Linked DNA regions of Homo sapiens: region 1 is linked to region 2. A link is a loop called in an ENCODE intact Hi-C map of the cell type or tissue named here. Cell type or tissue: tibial artery. All regions are shown on one strand. Links, peaks and the distances in the headings refer to the core of each region. The heading gives the core; the rest is flanking DNA. Region 1 holds the start of LRP1 (LDL receptor related protein 1). Region 2 holds the start of INHBE (inhibin subunit beta E).

Region 1 (10,067 bases), core at 1-8,000, 330 kb after region 2:
CGGGGAGGGGGGGTGGGGGGCGTGGACCGGGTAGGGGAGCCTTTGGAGGGGGCTTGATGGAGCTCTGGGGGCTCCCCTTGTTTCCGCCTCCTCAGTGCATGGGCCTGGAGCTCGCACCGCTGTTCCCCGGACTGAAGTGCCGAGGGGGGGGCTGATGGGGGAGAGGGAGGGGACGGGTTGAGGAGGGAGGGAGGGAAGGGGCGGGGAAAGAAAAAAGGTTGGTGGGTGGGGGGAGAAAGAGCTACGCGGCAATCCAGTGAGTGCGCATGCGCCGATTTGACGCGCTGCCCGGGGGAGGGCGACGCGGACCCGCGACAGGGTTCGGAGTTCTGGAAAGCGGTCCAAGAGTGAGGGTCCCGGGGACTCGCTGGCTAGTTTGGGGCCTGGGGCGCCCTCTCCCCTGGCTGGGCCCTCCTCCCTGGTGCTCCAGAGAGCAGAAGGGGTCGAGGGTGGGATTGGGCAGTGGGCGGAGAGCTGAGCGGCTCCCCTTTGAAACTCAGTGTCATACTCTAGGATTTCAGGCTCCCTCCGGGGGCGTCCGGGACTCAGTGGTCTGGGCCGAGGCTCGATTTTCTAGGGGAACCCTGAAGGTGCCTCCTCTGCCCGGGGTGGGGACAGGGACCGCCAGTCCGCGGGGAAGGTGCAGGGAAAGGCTGAGCTTTGATTTGGAGACTTTGGAAGACCGGACTGGGATTGGGGCCTGCGAAGGAGGGGGCGGGGTTGGGGAGGGACCGCGAGGACCCGCCCCCACCTCGCTCCCGGGCTCGGAGTAAACAGGGACACCCGAGGGGACACGCCGGAGCTTGTCCGCCCGCGTGGGGCTCGGGGATGGAGCCCACCTTAGTACCCGCCCGCCCTGCTCGCCCAGCCCTAGGCGCGGGAGGGGCAGGCCCTGGTTTGGAGGGAGGTGAGTCACCAGCGGGTGGGGTTGAGGAAAGGCCACCCCCTTTCGCCCAAGAAGTCGGGGCTCATTTATTTTTCTGTTTTTTTTTTTTTTTTTTTTTTTAATACCTTCTGACTGGCTTGCCATCAAGTTAGGGTTTTAGATTCCGAGCGCCAGGATTTGGAATAAGATGAGGGACTCTGGACCTTCGTTTCCAGGCCTCGGGTTCCAAGGAGGTGTCTGCTGAGCGCCGGACCTTTGTCCCCAGGCTCAGCCCACACGGGAATGATACTTTGCAGAAGGCAGGCGCCAGGCGGTTCCCAGGGGCCAGTGAACGTGCTTTTGGTCACTGCCCCCTTCTGGGCGGCGTTTTATGGCTGTTACCTTAGTGTCTGACTTTCTAGGTGTCTGCATGTCAGAGTTCAAGGAGCGGGGCAGACGACGTCGGCTGCCAAAAATTGACGCTGGAGAGGAGGGACTGTTCCCCCTTTTACGTTCTAGTTACGGAAAAGTCCCCACTCCAGTCTGTCCTTGGCAGAAACAGGAGCAGCACGAAGGACTTGCCTCCTAATGACAGTGAGCTCAACCTTTAGCTTCTTCCAGCCGGCTTTGCTCAGCGCGGTGGCCACCTGCCTTTAGTCTCCTGGGCTAGAAACCTCAGACTTTATGCCAACTCAAGGGGGCCTTTCCTTCCTATATCCAATCTTGCCAGCCTGTGCTCCAGGCTTGTCATTTTTTTCCTCTGAAGTATATCTCAGATTTCCTCCATTTCCACTGCCAGAGAGTTGCTCCAGGCAGGAACGGGGTCTTATTTCTCCTTTTATCCAGCTCCCATGGCCCAACACAATGTGAGACGCACTATGCGGACTCACCAAATGCCTACGAGGTTCCTCCCAGGGCCCCTCCCAGTATTGGGATCCAAGTGAAATCAGGTCGAAACAGACTTTAGACAGCTTGACAGCTTTGAGAGGAAAACGGTATCTGGAGCAACCACATGTAGCCTGAGGGCTTGAAGGGGCTTTCCTCCCTCCCCCTACCCATCTGTCAGGTGAATCTTCCAAAAACTGCTTTCCCGGTGTCTCTTCCTTGCTGGGGAACCTCTAGTGGGTGTCTATAGACCAGTCAAATGTGAACTCCTCTTCAGTCATGGCTTTCCAAAACCTGGCCTCAGTCAGCATGCACTTCTCACTTGCAACCTCCCATCCCCTGCTGTCTCCTGAATGTGAATGTGTATTTTTATTAACTTTATATTGTTAAAAAAAAAAGAAAGAAAGAAAAGATAATACCTAGTGGTTAAAAAAAGTACAGGAAGGTAAAAAGTAAAAGGAAACTTGATGCTCTCCACACCCCCATTTTTCAGCTGCACCCTCAGAGTAACTTCTACTAACAGTTCTTCAGGTCTCCCCTACCAGCAGAGGTTTCCCCCCCGCCCAAGACGGAGTCTTGCCCCGTTGCCCAGGTTGGAGTGCAGTGGCCTAATCTCGGCTCACTACAACCTCTGCCTCCCGGGTTCGGCGATTCTTCTGCCTTGACCTCCCAAGTAGCTGGGATTACAGGCACACGCCACTATACCCAGCTAATTTTTTTTGTATTTTTGGTAGAGATGGGGTTTCACGATGTTGGCTAGGCTGGTCTCGAACTTCTGACCACGTGATCTGGCCTCCTCAGCCTCCCAAAGTGCTGGGATTACAGGCGTGAGCCACCGTGCCCGGCCAGGAGAGTTTTTAAAACAGTAACATACAGGCCAGGCGTGGTGGCTCATGCCTGTAATCCCAACACTTTGGGAGACGAAGGTGGGAGGATCACTTTTCAGGAGTTCGAGACCACACTGGCCAACATGGCGGAACCCCATATCTACTAAAAATACAAAAATGAGCCACGTATCGTGACGCATACCTGTAATCCCAGCTACTGGGGAGGCTGAGGCACGAGAATCGCTTGAACCCAGGAGGTGGAGGTTGTGGTGAGCCGAGATCGTGCCACTGCACTCCAGCCTGAGCAACAGAGGGAGACCCTGTCTCAAATAAATAAATAAATAAAACAGTAACATACAAATATAAGTGAATATCCTTTAAAACTATAAAGAAACTCATATGATATATAGTGTTCTGTAACTTGCCTTTTTTTCAATTAACTTAGCTTGATCCCTTTCCATACCGTATGAACGCATTTAGCTCACCCTTTGATCTTGGCTACTTGGAATCTCCTTGCTTGGATGTTCCACAGTTTGTTGGGATTGTTGGGCACTTGGGTTATTTCCAGCAGGTGAACTGCTGAGGGTATGTCTGTAAGGTGAGAGAATGCATATTTATGTCTTTCTTTCTTTCTTTCTTTCTTTTTTTTTTTTGAGATGGAGTTGCACTCTTGTTGCCCAGGCTGGAGTGCAGTGGTGTGATCTCAGCTCACTGCAACCTCCACCTCCCAGGTTCAAGCGATTCTCCTGCCTCAGCCTCCCGAATAGTTGAGATTACAGGCACCCACCACCATGCCTGGCTCATTTTTGTGTTTTTAGTAGAGATGGGATTTCTCCATGTTGGCCAGGCTGGTCTTAAACTCCTGACCTCAGGTGATCCATGCACCTTGGCCTCCCAAAGTGCTGTGATTACAGGTGTGAGCCACCTCACCCTGCTGAGAATGCATATTTCTATCTGAGCCATTAATGATACAGTTCCCCTGCTCCTCTACCCTCCTCAGAAAAGCCCTCCTGTTATTCTCGCTCTGCCTATCTCTCCTGTTCCAAACTTGTATTCAGGAAAGCTTCAGTATCCAGAGTTTAGCACTTTATTTTGTGGGCTCTGTATCCACCACTAGACTATATACTCCTTGAGGGCAGGGACCATGTCTTTTTCTTCTTCGTTTCCACCCAGCGTGAGAGGCTCTTGATTGGTGAAAGGAATGTTAGGACTAGAGTTGCCTTTCCTGGAACAGGATGTGACTTCAAGCATCTTCTTCCCTCTATTTCTCTTATAGCATTCATTGTTTAATCCTCTCTGCCTCAGTGCCTTCTCTTCCTCCCCACATCTGTTCTTAAGAGGCATCTTCAAATCCTTGGGTTGAGATTATAACCATAATAGTAGGGAATCATGGAGGAATTCTCTGAAATTCATGATTGATACCTGGAATGGTGATGAGGGCAAAGAAGCTAGTGTGGGTAAAGGGCATCTCTTTTTTCGGGTCGCTCAGCAAATTACAAAATACCCGCCTTTTCTGAGTATAGCAGGGCCTGGGCTGGGGCGTTAATTGGGTAGCTCTGGAACTGAATGTCAAGCCAGAGGCTAGCACCACCTAGTGGTCAGTTAAGGAAGTGTGCGTAGGAAGGGTATCCCGGAAAGGTCTGATGGCAGGCGGAGAGAGGGAAAAGGACCAGTATTTATTGAGCGCATACCATGTCCCAGGCCCACGCAGTGGACTTTATTTACAGTATCAGCTCACTTAAGTCTACCTTTTGTCATGGGTGTTATTTCCAGTGTGTATAAGAAAATAGAATGTTCTGAGAGATTAAAGAATCTGTCCCAAATAATGGTGCAGATCCAAGCCCAGATTTCATTCACTTAATAAAAATATTAGGTACCTCGTATAAGCAAGTACATTGCTAGGCACTAGGGATAAGAGACGGAAACACACAGTCTCAGCCTTCAAGAAGCTTTCAGGTTAGCTGGGTGCTCAACAAGAGACAGACAATGACAATACAGTCAGTTCCTTAACACCTGTGATGAAGGCATGTGCAGAAGGGCATGGGAACATGGGAAGGATACCTCTTCCAGACAAGGTGGTCAAGACAGAGAGCAGCAGATGATGCCAGGCTAAATGTTGAATGAGAGGAAGAAAATGACAACCAATAACAAAAGGAAAGGGTGTTTTAGGCTGGATGGCAGGAAAGGCATTGGAGGCATGAGAAGTTTAAAACATGTGAAGAACATCAAATATGGTATCATAGCTGAAGTTTAAGGTACTTTGAGGGGAGAGTGTTGGATGAAGTATCAGAAAGCCTAATCACAAAGCGTGATTTTAGCCACAGTAAGGACTTAGAATTTTTTTTCTAGAAGTAGTGTAGAGCCAGTTGAGAAATTGGTGAAGTCCTTAATGCATGAGTGATGGAGCTGGAGAGGAAGAGGATTCAGAAACAATAAAGAAGTAGGATCTAGTATACTAACCAGTTAACTGTATAGGCCTGAAGATAGTGACAGAGAAATCTGAGTCTAGAAAATTTGGCTCACATTAGAATCACCTGGAGAGTTTTTAAAAATCCCAGTGCTGTGGTGGCATGCATCTGTAGGCCCAGCTACTCAGGAGACTAAGGTGGGAGGATTGCTTGAGCTCAGGAGGTTGAGGCTGCAGTGAACCTGATCACTGCATGATCATGCCACTGCACTCCAGCCTGGGTAACAGAGTGCAACCCTGTCTCAAAAAGAAAAATAAATGAATCAATGCTGGAGGATTTATGCTACTTGATTTCAAGACTTGTAAGTGACAGTAATCAAGACTATGTGGTGCTAGCATGAGAATTGACAAACAGATCCATGGAGCAGAATAGAGAACCAGAAATAGACTCACAATCATTTGATTTTTTAATAAAAATTCTATATGCGTTTATTATTTTATAATGTTACTTTTATATACTTTTATCTTGGAATTATTTTTCGTTTGATTAGTTTTCTATGCATCTATCATTTTCCCCAAATATCTCAACATAATTTTAAAAAATCAGATAGTTGTTTGATTTCTTATTGCAATTCCTTTGTGTTTACCACCCCTCCACCCTGCTCATCCCTATCTCACCCTGTGCAACTTCTGCATTCTTGCTTCAATGTTGACTAGGCACAGGCTTCGTTTTTCTTTTTGAGACAGAGTTTTGCTCTGTTGCCCAGTCTGGAGTGCAGTGGTATGATCATAGCTCACTGCAGCCTCAACCTCCTGGGCTTAAACTATTTTCCCCTGTCAACTTCCCAAGTAGCTGGGACTACAGACACATGCCACCATGCCTGGCTTCAGCATCCATTCTTAAACTCCTTTTCACCATTGATCTGGGATTTTACTCTTAGCTGGAACCTGTCTGAGACCCGACTATTGGAGGTCTCTTACTGCTGGAGGATGGTATCTCTGGGAAAGGCCCACTCCCAGACCCAGGAATGTAGGATCCATCTCAGTGCAGCTTTTCTCAGCTCTCTACTTGTCTGGGGTACCACACTTCTCAACCGGATTCTGTACTTCTCATAAAGGTATTTTGATCAGTAAATTGTTAAATCTGTGTTTCTGTGAGGGGATGAGAGGCGGGACTTCGTATTGCACCAACTGGCTGATCCCACTGTAAAGGTCATTTGATTTTGGCAAAGATGTCAAAGCCAGCCAGTGGAGAAAGGAATGTCTGTTCAATAAATAGTTATGGAACAACTTCATATCTATATGGGAGAAATAAATGAACCTTGACCCCTACCTCACACCATATGCAAAAATTAATTCAAGATTGATTATAGGCTGGGCCCAGTGGCTCACACCTGTAATCCCAGCACTTTGGGAGGCTGAAGCAGTTGAATCACCAGAGGTCAGGAGTTCAAGACCAGCCTGCCCAACATGGTGAAACTCTGTTTCTACTAAAAATACACAATTAACAGGCCAGGCATGGTGGCTCACACCTGTAATCTCAGCACTTTGGGAGGACAAGGCGGGTGGATCATCTGAGCTCAGTTCAAGACCAGCCTGGCCAACATGGCAAAACACTGTCTCTACTAAAAATACAAAAATTAGCTGGGCATGGTGGTGCATGCCTGTAATCCTAGCTACTCAGGAGGCTGAGGCAGGATAATCGCTTGAACCTGAGAGGCGGAGGTTGCAGTGAGCTGAGATCACACCACTGCACTCCAGCCTGAGTGACAGCGAGACTCTGTGTCAAAAAAATTAATTAATTAAAAAAATAAAAATACAAAAATTAGCTGGGTGTGGTGGTGGGCACCTGTAATCCCAGCTACTCAAGAGGCTGAGGCAGGAGAATTGCTTGAACCCAGGAGGTGGAGGGTGGAGTGAGCCGAGATCGCGCCACTGCACTCCAGCCTGGGTGACAGAGCGAGACTCCGTCTAAAAAAAAAGATTGATTATAGACCTAAACCACAAATGCTAAAATCATAAAGCTTTTAGACAAAAACACAGAATATCTTCATAATTTGGAGGAAAGCAACCCCTTCTTAAGCTATAGAAAGCAATAACATAAATTTCTTGATAAGTGAAACATCAAAATAGAAAACTTTTGCTCGTCAGAAGACATCATTATGGAGTAATCCCAGCACTTTGGGAGGCTGACATAGAAGAACTGCTTGAGGCCAGGAGTTTGAGACCAGCCTGGCCAACAAAGCTAGACTCTGTCACTACAAAAAATTTAAAAAATTAGCCGAGTGTGATGGTGTGCACCTGTAGTCCCAGCTACTCCAGAGGCTGAGAAGAGAGGATTGCTTGAGCCCAGGAGTTAGAGGCTGCAGTGAGTTGATTGTGCCACTGCACTCCAGCCTGAGTGACAGTGAGACCCTGACTCAAAAAAAAAAGACATTATTATGAAAATGTGGAAGTAAGCCAAATAGATAGACAAAACATTGATCTGAGAAGGGACAGAGGAATGCGAGATATATTAAAAATTCCTATAACATAGTAATAAAATGACAACCCAATGAATGGACAATAAGCATATGAAAGGTACTCGAGGCTAGGTGCAGTGGTGCACGCCTGTAATCCCAGCACTTTGGGAGGCCAAGGTGGGAGGATCGCTTGAGGTCAGCAGTTTCAGACCAGCCTAGGCAATATATCGAGACCTCATCTCTACAAAAAGTCCGGGCGTGGTGACTCACGCCTGTAATCCCAGCACCTTGGAAGGCCGAGGCGGGCGGATCACGAGGTCAGGAGTTCAAGACCAGCCTGGCCAATGTGGCCATACCCTGTCTCTACTAAAAATACAAAAATTAGCTGAGCATGGTGGTGGGCACCTGTAATCCCAGCTACTTGGGAGGTTGAGGCAGGAGAATCACTTGAACCCAGGAGGCAGAGGTTGCAGTGAGCTGAGATTGTGCCATTGCACTCCAGCCTGGGCAACAAGAGCAAGACTCCATCTCAAAATAAATAAATAAATAAAATTTAAAAATGATCTAGATATGGAGGTGCATTCCTGCAGTCCTAGCTACTCAAAAGGCTGAGGCAGGAGGATTGCTTGAGCCTAGAAGGTTGAGGCTGCAGTGAGCAGTGATTGTGCCACTGTGCTCCAGCCTGGGCAACAGAGTGAGACCCTGTCTCAAAAATAAAAAGAAAAAAGAAAAAGAAAAGAACTCAACATCTTTAGTTATTAAGAAAATGCAAATTATGCCAGGCACGGTGGCTCACGCCTGTAATCCCAGCACTTTGGGAGGACGAGGCAGGAGGATCACAAGGTCAAGAGATCTAGACCATCCTGGCTAACATGGTGAAACCCTGTCTCTACTAAAAATACAAAAAATTAGCTGGGCGTGGTGGCGGGCGCCTGTGGTCCCAGCTACTCGGGAGGCTGAGGCAGAAGAATGGCATGAACCCAGGAGGTGGAGCTTGCGGTGAGCCGAGATCGTGCCACTGCACTCCAGCCTGGGTGACAGAGCAAGACTCCGTCTCAAAAAAAAAAAAAAAAAAAAGGAAATTATATCCATAGTGTGATACCTCTCAATACTCACCAAAATGATTAAACTTTAAAAAACTGACAATACCAAATGTTAGTGGGAATACAGAGCAACTGGAACTCTCATACATCATTAGTGGGAATGTAAAATGTACTATCAATTTGGAACAATATGTAGCAGTTTCTTATAAAACTACACATACACCTACCCTGTGACTCAGCAATTCTATTCCTAGTTATTTATCCAAGAGAAATGAAAGCATATGTTCACACACAGACTTGAACACAGAATATTCATAGCAGTTTTCTTCACAGTAGCCAAAAGCTGGCTATAGCTCAGGTATCCTTCATTTGAAAAAGGATAAACAAACTGTGGTATAGATCCACCATGGGACACTACTCAGCAAGAAAAATGAAAGAACTATGGATACATGCAGCAACATGGATGAACCTCAAAACATGTTGCGTAAAATAAGCCAGACATAAAACTACATCCTATATTACTCTACTTAAAAAAAAAAATCAGAACAGTGGCTTCCCCTGTGGGTTGGGGTGAGGGTAATGATCCACATCTTGATAGAAGTTTGGGTATTACAAAGCAACCACCTGGTAGGGCAGAGATTTGAACACAGGTGGTCTGCCAGCGGCCAAGGTTTTAATCACCATACTACATAGCCTTGCCCAGGCTGTGGAGCCTCAGATGTGGATGAGATCACACAGAAAGAGTGTCCCGTGAAGACAGGAGACTGAGAGGGAGGACGCAGAGAGGTAGGCCGAAGACCAAGAAAGGAATCATGAAAAGTAGTTGGGGGAGAACTTACTCAAGAATGGCTAACAGTGTTGAGTACTGCTGAAAGGCCCAGCAAGAGAAAGACAGGAATGTGCCATCATTCAAGGCCCCTAGGAGGGTGTATGTGACATGGGCCAGGACAGTTTCATGACTGGTGGGGGCAGCAGCCAGCTGGCAGTGTAATGAGGAAGTAAGGAAGAGAAGACTGAATATGAATAATTTTCCCAAGATGCTTGGCTGCACAGGGGAAGGGAGAGAGGCAAGACAGTAATTAGAGAACTGAGATTTCCTTGCAGAGGCACAATCCTGACCACAGCTGACTCCATCCAGAGCTGCTTGACTTTGCCCATTCACCAGGATGGCTAACTTGTCCTTCTGTGAAGTAAAGGTCGGTTGGCCACAGTAAGCCTCTGACAGCCTGAGGGCTCCATTTGAAGCCTTGAGATCAGCTGACTCCACCATTGCTCACATCCTGTCATCCTTGGCAGGCCTTGATTGGCATCCATCCTTCTCCACTAAGTCCAGTCCTTCCTCCTCCTAACACTGTTATACTGCTCTCCACCCATCTCCTTGCTTGAAGCCTGGGGCCACCCCTGGCTCACATTATCCTGGCCCCTCTTGGCTTGTCTGGAACCTGATCCTTCCTTGAGAACATTCCTCCTTTAATGAGGTATCGCTTATTCTCTCAAGTGTATAGGGCGGGTGGTAGTGGGAGGATGGGCAGGCAGCCCACCCTGGAGTCTCCATTTCCTGTGGCGATATAGCTTCAC
Region 2 (12,429 bases), core at 2,057-10,056:
GCTGGAAGCAAGAGAAGGGGTGCCGGGCTTATTGCACCCCCAGGACCCCCAGGATCCTCCCCCTCCCTTGAGGGACCCTATACTGCTTACGCCCCCCCCCCCGCCCCGGCTGAACACGCTGCTGTTGGTGAGTACTAAATCCCGGCTTGGATTTCTGGATCGGCTGGCCCCAAAGAGGCCCCGACAACCAGATTGAGGAAAATATTGCGGGGCAGGGGGAGAAGTTCAACCGAGAACGATAATAGTGGAGGTAGGGTAGTCGCCTTTGGTTGGTGCTAACTGAGCATTCTGCCATCCTGTGGTTTATCTGCAGGCCTCACCCTTTGGATGGAACTTGCAGCGGCCGGGACAGAGTTGCGGTTTGGGGCAAATCAAGTTGGGTTGGGGGCTCTGGAAGAAGGTGAGGAGTCTATGGAGCATAAAAGCAAGGAGCAGCGGCTGAGGCTCTGGGTGCAGGGTGTGGTTCACGAGGTCACCAAGGAGCCCTGGGACTGAAGCCCCTTTCCCTAGAACCCCGGCTCTACGTCTCGAAGTTCTGGAGGGTGCCGCCCCTCCGCACCACGTCACTGCAGGCTCTAGCTGCTCTTCCAGGCTTTCTGCTCCCTCTGCTGGCCGTTCTCACACATGACACCCGCTCGGAGTCGAAGCAGAAGAGCTGGGGAACTGAAGGAGGAGCCCAGTTGAAGGAGGAGCCCCTCACTAAAGCCCACTTAAAAGCCCAGGAGGTGGATATGTGAGCTCTGAGAAACGGAGAGGCAGAGGTTGCTATGCCCAGCGGTACTGCCTGACAGGGAAGTGCCCTGCCTCTTTAGATTTGCATTGCCATCGTGACCGGATATAAGGGAGGGGCAGCATTTCAGTCTCTGATTTTTATGAGAAAGAGGAGGAAGCATGACAAGGAAAAAGGGCACCCTCTCCCCTTTTTTTCAACCCCACAGGCAGACCTCCCACATCCTAGCTCTGCTTCCAAGAACCACCCCCTTGGGTGTGGAAGGTCAGTGGGTTAACTGTTCAGTCTGAGGGTCAAGGGGGAAAAGAAAAGGTGAAGGTAGGGGGAGATCTGGGACTTTGACCCAGGCTAGTTATCCCCAGAGGGTCAGAGACCCAGCTCAGTCAGACCAGACTAATGGGCACTGAAAAAAAGGCACCCCACACATGCTCCTGTCCCAGCCTCGAGCCCCTTCTTCCAGAGGAGCTATTTATGTATTTATGTATTTATTTATTTTTATTTGGGACGGGGCCTCACTATTTGCCCAGGCTGGAGTGCAGAGGCTATTCACAAGTGTGATCATAGCCTCGAACTCCTGGGTTTAAGCGGTCTTCCGGCCTTAGCCTCCTAAGTAGCTGGGACCACCGGTGCCCAGCAAGAAGAGCTCTCTTAGAACACCTTACTTTCTTCTCCCCACCCAGTTCTATAGACCAGTGAGTCTCAAACTTTTTGGTTTCCTCTATACTCTTAAAAGTCATTAGGTTAGGCACAGTGGCTCAGACCTGTAATCCCAGCACTTTGGGAGGCCAAGGCAGGCGGATCACCTCAAGTCAGGAGTCCGAGACCAGCCTGGCCAACATGGTGAAACCCCATCTCTACTAAAAATACAAAAAATAGCTGGGCATGGTGGCGCAGGCCTGTAGTCCCAGCTACTCAGGAGGCTGAGGCAGGAGAATCGCTTGAACCTGGGAGGTGGAGGTTGCAGTGAGCCGAGATTGTGCCACTGCACTCCAGCCTGGGCGACAGAGCGAGACTCCGTCTCAAAAAAAAAAAAATCATTGAGCTTTTGTTCATATGATTTACATCTATCAATTCACCACATTAGAAATTAAAACTGAAAAAGACTGTAACACAAGACCATACAAGCACACATTCCATTAACAATGATGTCAGAAAGATGATGTAATCACATGTCACACGGCCTCTGGAAAACTCCACAATACAATTTTAAGATAATGAGAATTCAAAAGGCAAATAACATGTTAGTATTATTATGAAAATAGCTTTGACTTTGTGGACACCCCTGAAAAGGGACCTCCCAGAAGCCTACAGAGTACACTTGAAGAACTGTTGCTCTGGACCATCACCCTAACCCTTCTTTATGACTCACATTTGTTGATTTTCTTTCTCCTTTTTATTAAGAAAGTATAAGCCAGGCGCGGTGGCTCACGCCTATAATCTCATCACTTCGGGAGGCCAAGTCGGGTGGATCAAGAGGTCAAGAGATTGAGACCATCCTGGCCAACATGTTGAAACCTCGTTTCTACTAAGAATACAAAAATTAGTGGGCGCCTGTAATCCCAGCTGCTCGGGAGGCTGAGGCAGAAGAATCACTTGAACCCAGGAGACGGAGGTTGCAGTGAGCCAAGATCGTGTCACTGCACTCCAGCCTGGTGACAGAGCGAGACTCGATCTCAAAAAAATAAAAAAGAAGAAAGAAAGTATAAATGCTTGTCTCCCAGTGGGTCCTGTCCCCTGGGAAAAACCAGGGAACTTCTTAGGCTTAGTGCCTCATTTTCCTGACTCCTGTTTCTGGGGGTCCCCTAAGCATCCTCCCTCAGCGCCTTGCCCATCTCCCTCTTGACCTTCCCTTAAGGTACCTCAACAGCCCTTACCCTGGGCCAGCCTGCTTACCCTGCTTCAAGCCTGCTGGACCATCTATCTGCTTCCTCCTCCCCTCACTTGAGGACTTTCTCATCTTGGGAGAGGCTAAGTAATTTTTCTCTGCCTTCCCTCCCTCCCTCCCTAGTCCCTGACATCTTCTCACAGGACTTAGGGCAGGAAATCATGCTTTCTGGGTAGACCCCTTTAGAAGAAACGCTTTACCCATCTCCCAACACATCAGCCAACCTGGAATAAGCCAGAGTCTCAGACAAGAAAGTGCCCATTTGGGTCCCATAGGGGTCAAGTGAGTCATATTGCCAGGTGGTTGTTGGGTTGGGGTGTGGATCAGGAATCTGATGCCTCCAGTCACAGATGCCCTGTGCCTGGGAAACTTCATCTTGGTCTCTTCACTCCAAAGCCCCAGGTCCTCTTGCTAGCTGCAGCCACAGGCCTCCACCACCATATCTGGCACATCCGTCTTGACCACATTGCCATTATGATCCAGGTAGAGGAGAGAGAGGGGCCTTCGGGCAGTAGGGACACAACAGGAGGTACTGGCAGGCCAAGGATTGTTGGCTTTGAGGAGGCTGAAGACGGCAGAATGGAAAGAGGCAGCAATGCCTGGGCTGCCAGCCAGGTGGGGAGGGCACTGCCCACTGCAGTAATTCAGCTGGTACCCCTCGGGCTGCAGTATCCAGTCCCGCCATCCCAGTTCCTGGAAGTCTACGTAATGGTCTCGCCTGCAACATAAGGGGGTCGCAGGCTCACAGGTGGGGGTCCTCCTCCTGGCCCGGCCTGCTCCAGGCTCATTGGCTCGGATCTTAAGCTCTAGGAAGGGCTGCTGGTGTCCTGCTGTGTCCAAGAGCCGCCTCGGTTGTCCAGTAACTGTGCTGTTGCCTTCTAGGGGTCTGCAGTCTAGTTGCAGTTTCAGGACACCAGACTTCTCACCCCTCAAGCCACTAGAGGGCAGAGTTAAGGTATGCCAGCCCAGGTTGGTGATGTGGTGCTCAGCCAGGAGAGTGCGGGACCCTTGGCGCCTCCTCCTTGGTCCCCATCGGAAGATCCTCAAGCAAAGAGTGCCAGGAAGGGTGGGGAGCACGTGCAGCCACAGGCGGGCATGGTACAGGTGGTGGGACCGAGGAGTGGACAGGTGAAAAGTGAGCAGGGAGCTGTAGGCTGAAGTGGAGTCTGCCCGAAAGACAGAAAAGGGAAAGAAAATGTGAGTAGAGATGAAGCTCTCCTCTGAGACTCCCCAAGCCCTGCCCACTGCTCTCCCTCGAACCTACCTCTAGAAAAGTAGAGACTGCTTTGTGTCCTCTGCAACCAGTCCCTGCCCCAGCTCCTCCTTCTCCTGCCACACCCCACTCCCTCTGCTGCTCCTGCCAGGCTCCCCTTCTGCCTCCCTTTCCCTGTCTGCTCTTTGCCTGTTGCTCTCTCCCTCACCCACCTGTGACAGTAGCAAAGCTGATGACCTCCTCCCCATTCCCTGGAGCCACACTCCCTGGCTGTAGTCTCCGGAGGGCTCTGGTCAGCGCTGCCTGGGGTGGAGGATGAGTTATTCTGGGACGACTGGTCAGGTGCAACCCATCCAGGATTTGCTGCTTGGCTAGCTCCAGCACCAGAGCTCGTTCTGCTTGGGGTGCCAGTTTGGAGCCCCCACAGGAGGGACACACAGACCCTGTCCCCTGTGCTCGCACCAGTGCCCACAGCAGCACCAGCCAGAGCTGGACATCAGGGAGCCGCATGCTCCTGGTGAATGGCCCTGGTTCAGGAGCCTCGGATGGCAGTTGCTCCGTCTGTTGAGTCTGATTGCTGGGGGCCAATGAGGGCACAGTGACAGCAGACACCACTGCCACACCTACCCTTGGCCAAGGGTACAGCCACCTGTCTTCTATTGTCTGGGACTCAGGAAGGCTGAAAGTAGATCATCTGATGGATAGCTGTGCTTGACCCTCACAGCTCATGTCTGGCTACTGACCTGGGGCCTCTTTAGAGCCAGCTGCCTGGGTCTTCCAAACCTAGTGGTCAGCCAGCCGACCTACCCTCTGAGTCCCAGGATTGGCCAGCTGTGCTGCCCATCAGGCCCCTGCAGGGGGTGGAGGTCCTCCTCCCCATCAGCTCAGGTTTCACCATCTGGCCATGGTGACTGGGCCTGAAGTAGGGGTATGGGGGTGGGGGGGTGCAATGTGGACACGCATGATGCAAGAAAGAGGATGATTTCACATGCTCAGTCCCCAAGGTCTGGGACTTGGGGGAGGGAACGCCTTATGAGCCAGGTGGGGAAGGGCAATTTTCCCTCATACCTCTAGTCTTTCTAGCTTCACCACTGCTGCAGCAGTTTCCATGAGGCAGCTGTGAGTTCCAGTGGGTATTCCTCTGGGGCCCTTAGGCCAGAAGGAAAATTCTGGTCTCTTTATTTCTAGCACTGGGGCTAGGACAGGGATGAGGGTTTGGGCGGGTAGGAGAATGGAGCCCTCTTGCTCAGGCCCAGGTGGCAGTGCCACGAGGCACAGAAGTCACCCCCTGACCCTGCCTGTGCTGGCCGCCCAGAGTCCAGTTGGCCTGGAGCATGATGTGGAGCATGATGTGGAGGAGGGCCAGAGCCGGCGGGGGTTGGGGCGGGGAACGTGTTCCTGTGATGTCTGGGGAAGCCCAGAGAGGTGGTGGTGGTGGTGATGCAATCTTACACAGGGCAGAGTCCATCAGGACTGTCAGGGGGCATGACACTTGGGAGGGCCTATACCCAGCTGCCACTTCTCTTTCAAGGGACTGTGAGAGTTGCCTAAATTTGGGGCATCCTAGAAGTAGTGCCAGGCCTCCTTTTTTTCTTACATTTTTAAAATTTAAATTTTATTTTATTTTACTGAGGTAAGGTCTCAATCTGTTGTTCAGGCTGGAGTGTAGTGGCACAATCATAGCTCACTGCAGCCTTGAATTCCTGGGCTCAGACAATCCTTCTGCCTCAGCCTCCTTAGTAGTTGGGACTACAGGTGCGCACCACCACACCTGGCTAATTTTTAAATTTCCCACAGAGACAGGGTCTCGCTATGTTGCCCAGGCTGGTCTTGAACTCCTGGGCTCAAGCAATCCACTTGCCTCAGCCTCCTAAAGTGCTGAGGTTACAGGCGTGAGCCACCGCACCACCCTTCAGGCCTGTTAATGGGGGTAGAAAATGGGAGCTCTAAGAGCTTTTGACAACAAAGCAAGGCAAATACAGCAGTCTTGGTTCCCAGTCTCAGCCCTCCTGACCACATTTTCTCACTGTCTTTATTTTATTTTATTTTATTTTATTTTTTGAGGCTGAGTCTCGCTCTGTCGCCCAGGCTGGAGTGCAGTGGCACAATCTCGGCTCACTGCAAGCTCCACCTCCCGGGTTCACACCATTCTTCTGCCTCAGCCTCCCGAGTCGCTGGGACTACAGGTGCCAGCCACCACGCCCGGCTAGTTTTTTGCATTTTTAGTAGAGACGGGGTTTCACTGTGTTAGCCAGGATGGTCTCCATCTCCCGACCTCATGATCTGCCCGCCTCGGCCTCCCAAAGTGCTGGGATTACAGGCATGAGCCACCGCACCTGACCTATTTTTTATTTTATTTTTTATGTTTTTGAGACAGGGTCTTACTCTGTCATCCAGGCTGGAGTGTGGTGGCCTGATCACAGCTCACTGCAGCCTTGACCTCCTGGGTTAAGTGATTCTTCCACCTCAGCTTCCAGAGTAGCTAAGTCTACAGGTGCGTGCCACCACACCAACCACACCACACCACACCACACAGGCTAATTTATTTTTTATTCTTTTGTAGAGACAGGGTCTTGCTGTGTTGCCCAGGGTGGTCTCAAGCTCCTGGGCTCAAGCGATCCTCTCACCTCAGCGTCCCAAGGCGCTAGGATTATAGACATGAGCCACCACACCCAGTCCTCACTGGCTTTAAATGGGGGGGGACCCAGACCCCTCCACATTGAATTCATGAAGGTGGGCCTCATGCTAGCTTTTCTCCTTATGCCCCAATTTCTCCAAGAAGCTTGATGGGGAGAAAGCTGTGGGGGAAGTGGGTGTGATTTGGAAATGTGTCTTTACTCCACTTTGCTCATCTCCCCTCTGTTTAGATGATGGGGGCTGTCAAGAGAGACTATTAGATCTAGGCGACAGGGTTCCTAATTGGAAGGCTGGACCTCAGTACCACCAGTGTCCACCATGTGGCAGTGCCGTGCCTCTGGACAGCAGCTGGCTTGTAGCTGGCTGGAGCTTCCCAGGGACAGGGAAGGGGCAGCTCTGGGGAATGGAGTGATGAGGAGTGCCCCTCGACCTCTCACTCTGGGGACGCTGCCTCCCCCACAAGAGACAGGGACAAGCTGGTTCCTTTGTTCTTTCCCCATCACACTGCCAGAGAAGAGAGACTGTCTTCAGGATCCACATCACTGCTACCTTTGGTTTTGGACCTCATCACACAAACACGTGGCAATGGAGCTTGGTGATGTACCAGGCTCTTCCTAGAACCTCAGGGCACTCTTTGGTGGGGGTGGAGTGGGGTGGGGGCGCACTGAGACGATTAGACCCTCCTGTCCACCCTGCATTTCTCCCCAAGCTCTGAAACACATTCAAGAGCTCTGTCCAGTGTTCTCCCCAGCTCCCAGCAACCATTCTGTTGGTTGGGCTGGGAAATGACAGCCCTCTACCCCCTCGGGTCTGGAACATTGGTCAGCAAAGTGGAGGTATCTATCCATGGTGGTGCCTCAGACGGCTTACCTGTTGGTATCAGTAGGCAGTCAGGGGAAGTGACAAGAAGTGGCTGCAGGAGTCACTGACCCCACCTCTCCCCACCCTCACTGTCAGATGCCCCCAGTTTCCAGCTCTTCCCACCCGCTTGCTGCTGTGCCTGGCCTGGCCCTACCTCCCCACTGACACTTACGTCAGAGCTCAGCTATAAATACGCTCTTAGCATCTTAGTCACTTTTCCCAAGAAGTGCTCCTGGGTTATAAATACCCCAGCCATCTGCCTCACTGCCTGCCCTACCACCAACCTGGTTGGGGGCTGGGGGATAGCGACAGGCTTGGGGGTGGGTAAGGAAGTAGAAGAAGTGGGAGTGGTTATCTTGCTCAAATGAGAAAAGCCTGAAGGGGTCCAGAGGTAGGAGCTAGGAAGCTCTAGAAGAAAATGTTTAGAAGAAGACAGACCCACTCTCTCCCCTTATTACAAAAGACAGAGCCAAAAAAGAAAGGGAATAATGCTGATCCTGTTTTTATTTAAAAGTAGGCTATTTTGTTCATCATGGATTTTTTGCATTAATTTTGACTTTAAAATAATATTGCATTAAAGTCCTATCTTGATTAATAAATTGTTCACCACCCCCTTAAAATTTAGCCCCCCCAGGTGAATGACTCACTTTGCTTTACCCCAGTCCTAGCCCTGGAGACTAAGCTGTAATTGGGAAGGAGGTTAGATCTGGGGGTCGGGGATGTGTGGGGGAGACACCAGAAGGCCTCCTTAGATTCTCCTTAGATGAAGGTCTCCTCAAGTCAAAGGTGGGATAACTTCCATGGGTTGCTCAGGAAGCCCTCAAGCTCAGATTTACAGTCCCCCAGGCAGTCCTTTTCAGACTTTCTCCTCTAGGGTTCCTATTTCAGGGACCTCTTACCCTCATAGGAGGGGGTCATAAACTGAGCAAACACAGACATCACGTTTACCAAAGAACACATGGGTTTTGCGCAAACTCGGCCTTGGGCTGCAGACATTATCGACCTCATGGTTCAGGACTGTCCAGCCAAAGGGAGGAGATGTGGGGGAGGACGGGCAAAGGTCTAAAAAGGACCCAGTCTCAGAGCAAATGCCACCCTCTCCTCATCCAGGCCTTCCTCTTCTCCCTGTCCCACTCCAGCAGCCCTTGCCCATTCCAGCTTCCAGGCAGGACTCCTGGGTGGAGCACTGGGGGTGGGTGAAAGGAAGGCAAGTCAGAGGTCCTGGCAGCCAGCTCTGAGCATGCCTCTGCCTCCCACACTTGCGTGCCCACAGCTGGTCAGTTTACTGGATGACCAAGCATAGATCTGTCTCATCTTTTGGAGGGATTACAGAGGGAACAGGTAAAGCCTAGGTTTTTATTAGCCATGAGACCTCAAAGATGGTTCTGGAAGGATGGAGGGACGGGGTGCCTAAGAAAGAAGAGGCATAAAGTGTGAGATGGATACAATAGTTCAGTTCTGAGGAGACCATGTGAAGAGACAGCAGAGTAGGCAGACTACAGCATAAGCAGGCAGGCTCTGTGTCATCTGGGGTGCCAGTTAGGGCCCTTGTAGGAGATAGAGGACTTTTCAGCTGTCTGTTTTTGCTTCATCAAGAGAACTTAGTGAAGGAATTATTTACAGAGGTATAGGCAGAGTTAAGGGAACCAGTATGAGATGTTGAGGCCCCAGGGACTAGCAAGATAGAAAGCCTTTAGGACCCCCTAGTGTTGAAGCAGTTATATCAGAATGTAGGCAGAGCTGGGGCCATGGAAGGGGGTAGCCAGGTAGTGTAGGGACACAGAATAGCCACAGTTACACAGAACCATGACACCTAGACAGAGAGGGAACAGGGATAAGAAATGCCCTGACCTCAGCAGGAAGCCAGAGGGCAGGGGAGCTCAGGTGATAGAGCTCAGGCAAGTCAGCCCTTAAGGGCATAGAGAAAGGCAGAGAAGGACAAAAAATGGATGAAGGTATGCAAAGAGAGCTTTAGTAGTTCACCTGGACAACTAAGAAGGACAGGGGCTCACAACAAAGAGGGGGGTAGGTAAGCCTCTATTTTGGGCAGCAGTGATCTAAACTTTGGTGAATCCAAAGAAGGGCCTCTCTGGAGATCCACAAAAATTGGGGGAAGGGGTTGTGTCAACTCATCTTGGAGTGGGGACCATTGAGTAGAAAGGACAGGAAGGCATAGTGGGTTATGGGGTCTATTAAAGGTGAGCTAAGGGTGTCTTTGCCTGGGAACCAGATGGCATTGCTCATGGTTGGAGATGGGTCTGAGTCCCTGGAGTGGGGCTAGCGGGATGGACTAGCGGGATGGACTATGCCCTAGGAAAGAGGGTAGTGGTCAGGAAGATGGCACAGTGACTTGCTTTAGATGAAGGTTTCTTCAAGTCAAAGGTGGGGTAATTTCCATAAGATGCTCAGGAAGAGGGAGTCCACATTCTGGACAGAGAATGAGGTCATTCCCTCCTCTCAAGGAAGTGCACTTCTGTAGGGGCGTGTTTTCCCATGCAACCTTGGGCTGCCCATACCACACATAGACTAACTGCACCCACAGGCCTCTACTACCATGTCAGGTATGTCAGTCTTGACAATGTTGCTGTCCCTGTCATAATAGAGCAGAGACAGGGGGCGCCGGGCCGTGGGTACACAGCATGAGCCCCCTCCAGTGGTGCCTGCAGCTGTGTTGGCCTTGAGAAGATTGAGCACTGCAGTGTGAAAGGAGGCAGCAATACCAGGCATGCCTGCTATGTGTAGTGGGCACTGCCCTATGCAGAAGTTCATGGCGTAGCCCTCAGGCTGGATGATCCAGTCGTGCCAGCCAATCTCACGGAAGTCCACAAAAAACTCTTGTCGACAGCACATCCTGGACCCTCCTTGGCAGTCGATGCCTCGTCGGTGAATCTGGTGTTTGCCCCCAACTCTCACCCGGGCTGCCACAAAAGGCCTATGGGCAGCTCCACCCAGGATGACTGAGCTCTGGGCTACCTGGCCTTCAAGTACCAGCTCCAGGGTCAGGTGCCCCTGGCTGCAGGCAGCTTGAGCTTCAGGCCCTAGGGGGAGTTGATGCCAGCCACTGGCATCCACCTCCAGCAGGTACTGAGTAGCCAAGGTGAGGTTGGTATTATGTGGACCCAGCACAAGGACTCTCACTTTCAAGGTCCAAGTGGTATTGGAAGGGAGCTGCACAAAGAACATGAGACTGGCCTGCTGGACCTCCCTGTCACCAGCAGTTCTATCAGAGGAGAAGTGAAAATCAAGACGAGTCTGGTTGATGGTGGAGAGGCCTGTGGACATAAGAAGCCCCAGTCATTGCGGCCTTCTGACTGTCAGTTCTACCAACTATTTCTCTGTACTCAGCATTCTTGAGTTGTCTATAGCACTTGGCATTTGCTACAGTTTAAACATGTCCTCCAAAGTTCATGTGCTGGAAATTGGACCTCCAATGCAGTGGTGTTGGGAAGTGGGGCCTAATGGGAGGTGTTTGGGTCATGGGAATACCACCTTCATGAATGGATTAATGCCCTTATCTTGGGAATGGGTACCTTATAAAAGGATAAGTTTAATTATCAGCCCCACCCTCTCTTTGCCCTTCTGCCATGGAATAACACAGCAAGAAGCAAGAAGGCCCTCGCCAGATGCCAGCCCCTTGATCTTGGACTTCCCAGCCACCAGAACCATGAGTTAATATATTTCTGCTCATTATAAATGACCTAGTCTGTGGTATTCTGTTACACCAGCACAAAACGGACTAAGACAGCACTGCTGACAATTCTTTCCTTCCTGAAAATCTTTTCTCTCTTGGCTTCCATGACACAACTCTGTTATAATTCTTCCTGGTTTTCTTTGCTGGCTTTTCTTTCTCTGACCATCCCTTTAATATCAGAGTTTTCCAAGGTCTGTCTTGGACTTTCATTTCCTTCTAGTCTACATTAAGGGAGCTCTTAATTAGACTCATGGTCAAGCAACATAATTTTTTTTTTTTTTTTTTTTTTTAGACGGAGTCTCATTCTGTCACCTAGGCTGGAGTGCAGTGGCGTGAGGTTGGCTCACTGCAACCTCTGCCTCCTGGGTTCAAGTGATTCTTCTGCCTCAGCCTCCTGAATAGCTGGGATTACAGGTGCCTGCCACCACTCCCAGTTAATTTTTGTATTTTTAGTAGAGATGGGGTTTCACCATGTTGGCCAGGCTGGTCTTGAACTCCTGACCTTGTGATCCACTCACCTCAGTCTCCCAAAGTGCTGGGATTACAGGCGTGAGCCACCACGCCCAGCCAAGCAACACAATTTTTATGTTGGTGATTCCCAAATCTGTATGCCCAGACCAGAGCATTTTGCATATTTGGACCGGACATATAGATTTGGAAATCACCAAGCTTCAGGCCTAGATTTCTAACTACTTACTTTTGTCACATGAATGTCCTGGCAGCACATTAAAATCAATTTGTCCCAGAGCTGGGTGGAGTAGTGCATGCCTGTAATCCCAGCTACTTGGGAGACTGAGGCAACATGCCCAAGACCAGCCCAGGCAACATGGCAAGACCCCATCTTATAAATACATATGTGTGTATGCATGTGTGTATATATATGTATATATGTATGCATACATATATACAAACACAAGCACACACACATATATTTTATATATATATATATATATATATATATATATTTTTTTTTTTTTTTTTTTTTTTTTTTTTTTGAGACGGAGTTTTGTTCCTGTTGCCCAGGCTGGAGTGCAATGGCGCAATCTCAGCTCACTGCAACCGCTGCCTCTCGGGTTCAAGCAATTCTCCTGCCTCAGCCTCCCAAGTAGCTGCACCCAGCTAATTTTGTATTTTTAGTAGAGACAGGGTTTCTCCATGTTGGTCAGGCTGGTCTTGAACTCCTCACCTCAAGTGATTCGCCCTGCTTAGCCTCCCAAAGCGCTGGGATTACAGGCGTAAGCCACCGCGCCTGGCCTATATATTTTTTTTAATCAATTTTTTCAACCTGAAAAATAATTACTTTCCTTCCTATATACCCCCTCTTCATTCTTGGTGGTGCCACTACCCTCATCACCTGTAAAAACTCTATGATCAGCTAGGCGTGGTGGCTCACGTCTGTAATCCCAGCACTT

What was found. A loop is a pair of places that touch in the nucleus more often than their neighbours do. Peaks named below come from ENCODE experiments on the same cell type or tissue, not always from the same donor. Only the 100,000 strongest peaks of a DNase experiment are listed, where the experiment ranks them.
Region 1: it touches region 2 in a loop (6-fold over the local background); 4 of 110 quality-filtered maps call a loop at or near these places.

What each region holds. Positions count from the first base shown.
Region 1 is chr12:57,118,554-57,128,620 of GRCh38, reverse strand. It overlaps LRP1 (LDL receptor related protein 1), which reads right to left and starts at 138. Exons shown (of 89, transcript NM_002332.3): 1 at 1-138. RefSeq lists enhancers at 478-1,131, 9,483-9,672. In tibial artery, for the core only: CTCF peaks have their summits at 1,286 (motif pointing left) and 4,168 (motif pointing left); DNase peaks (open chromatin) are centred at 550, 783, 1,254 and 4,200; H3K4me3 peaks cover 1,756 bases; H3K27ac peaks cover 2,533 bases.
Region 2 is chr12:57,447,446-57,459,874 of GRCh38, reverse strand. It overlaps INHBC (inhibin subunit beta C), which reads right to left. Exons shown (of 2, transcript NM_005538.4): 2 at 7,813-10,598. The coding sequence ends at 9,853. INHBE (inhibin subunit beta E) reads right to left here and starts at 4,568. Exons shown (of 2, transcript NM_031479.5): 1 at 4,041-4,568; 2 at 1,850-3,781. The coding sequence starts at 4,338. The coding sequence ends at 3,027. It overlaps LOC124902947 (a long non-coding RNA gene), which reads left to right. Exons shown (of 2, transcript XR_007063335.1): 2 at 314-2,433. GLI1 (GLI family zinc finger 1) reads right to left here and starts at 90. Exons shown (of 12, transcript NM_005269.3): 1 at 1-90. RefSeq lists enhancers at 362-411, 422-501, 4,595-4,889. In tibial artery, for the core only: a CTCF peak has its summit at 6,784; a DNase peak (open chromatin) is centred at 6,876; H3K4me3 peaks cover 549 bases; H3K27ac peaks cover 2,954 bases; H3K27me3 peaks cover 320 bases.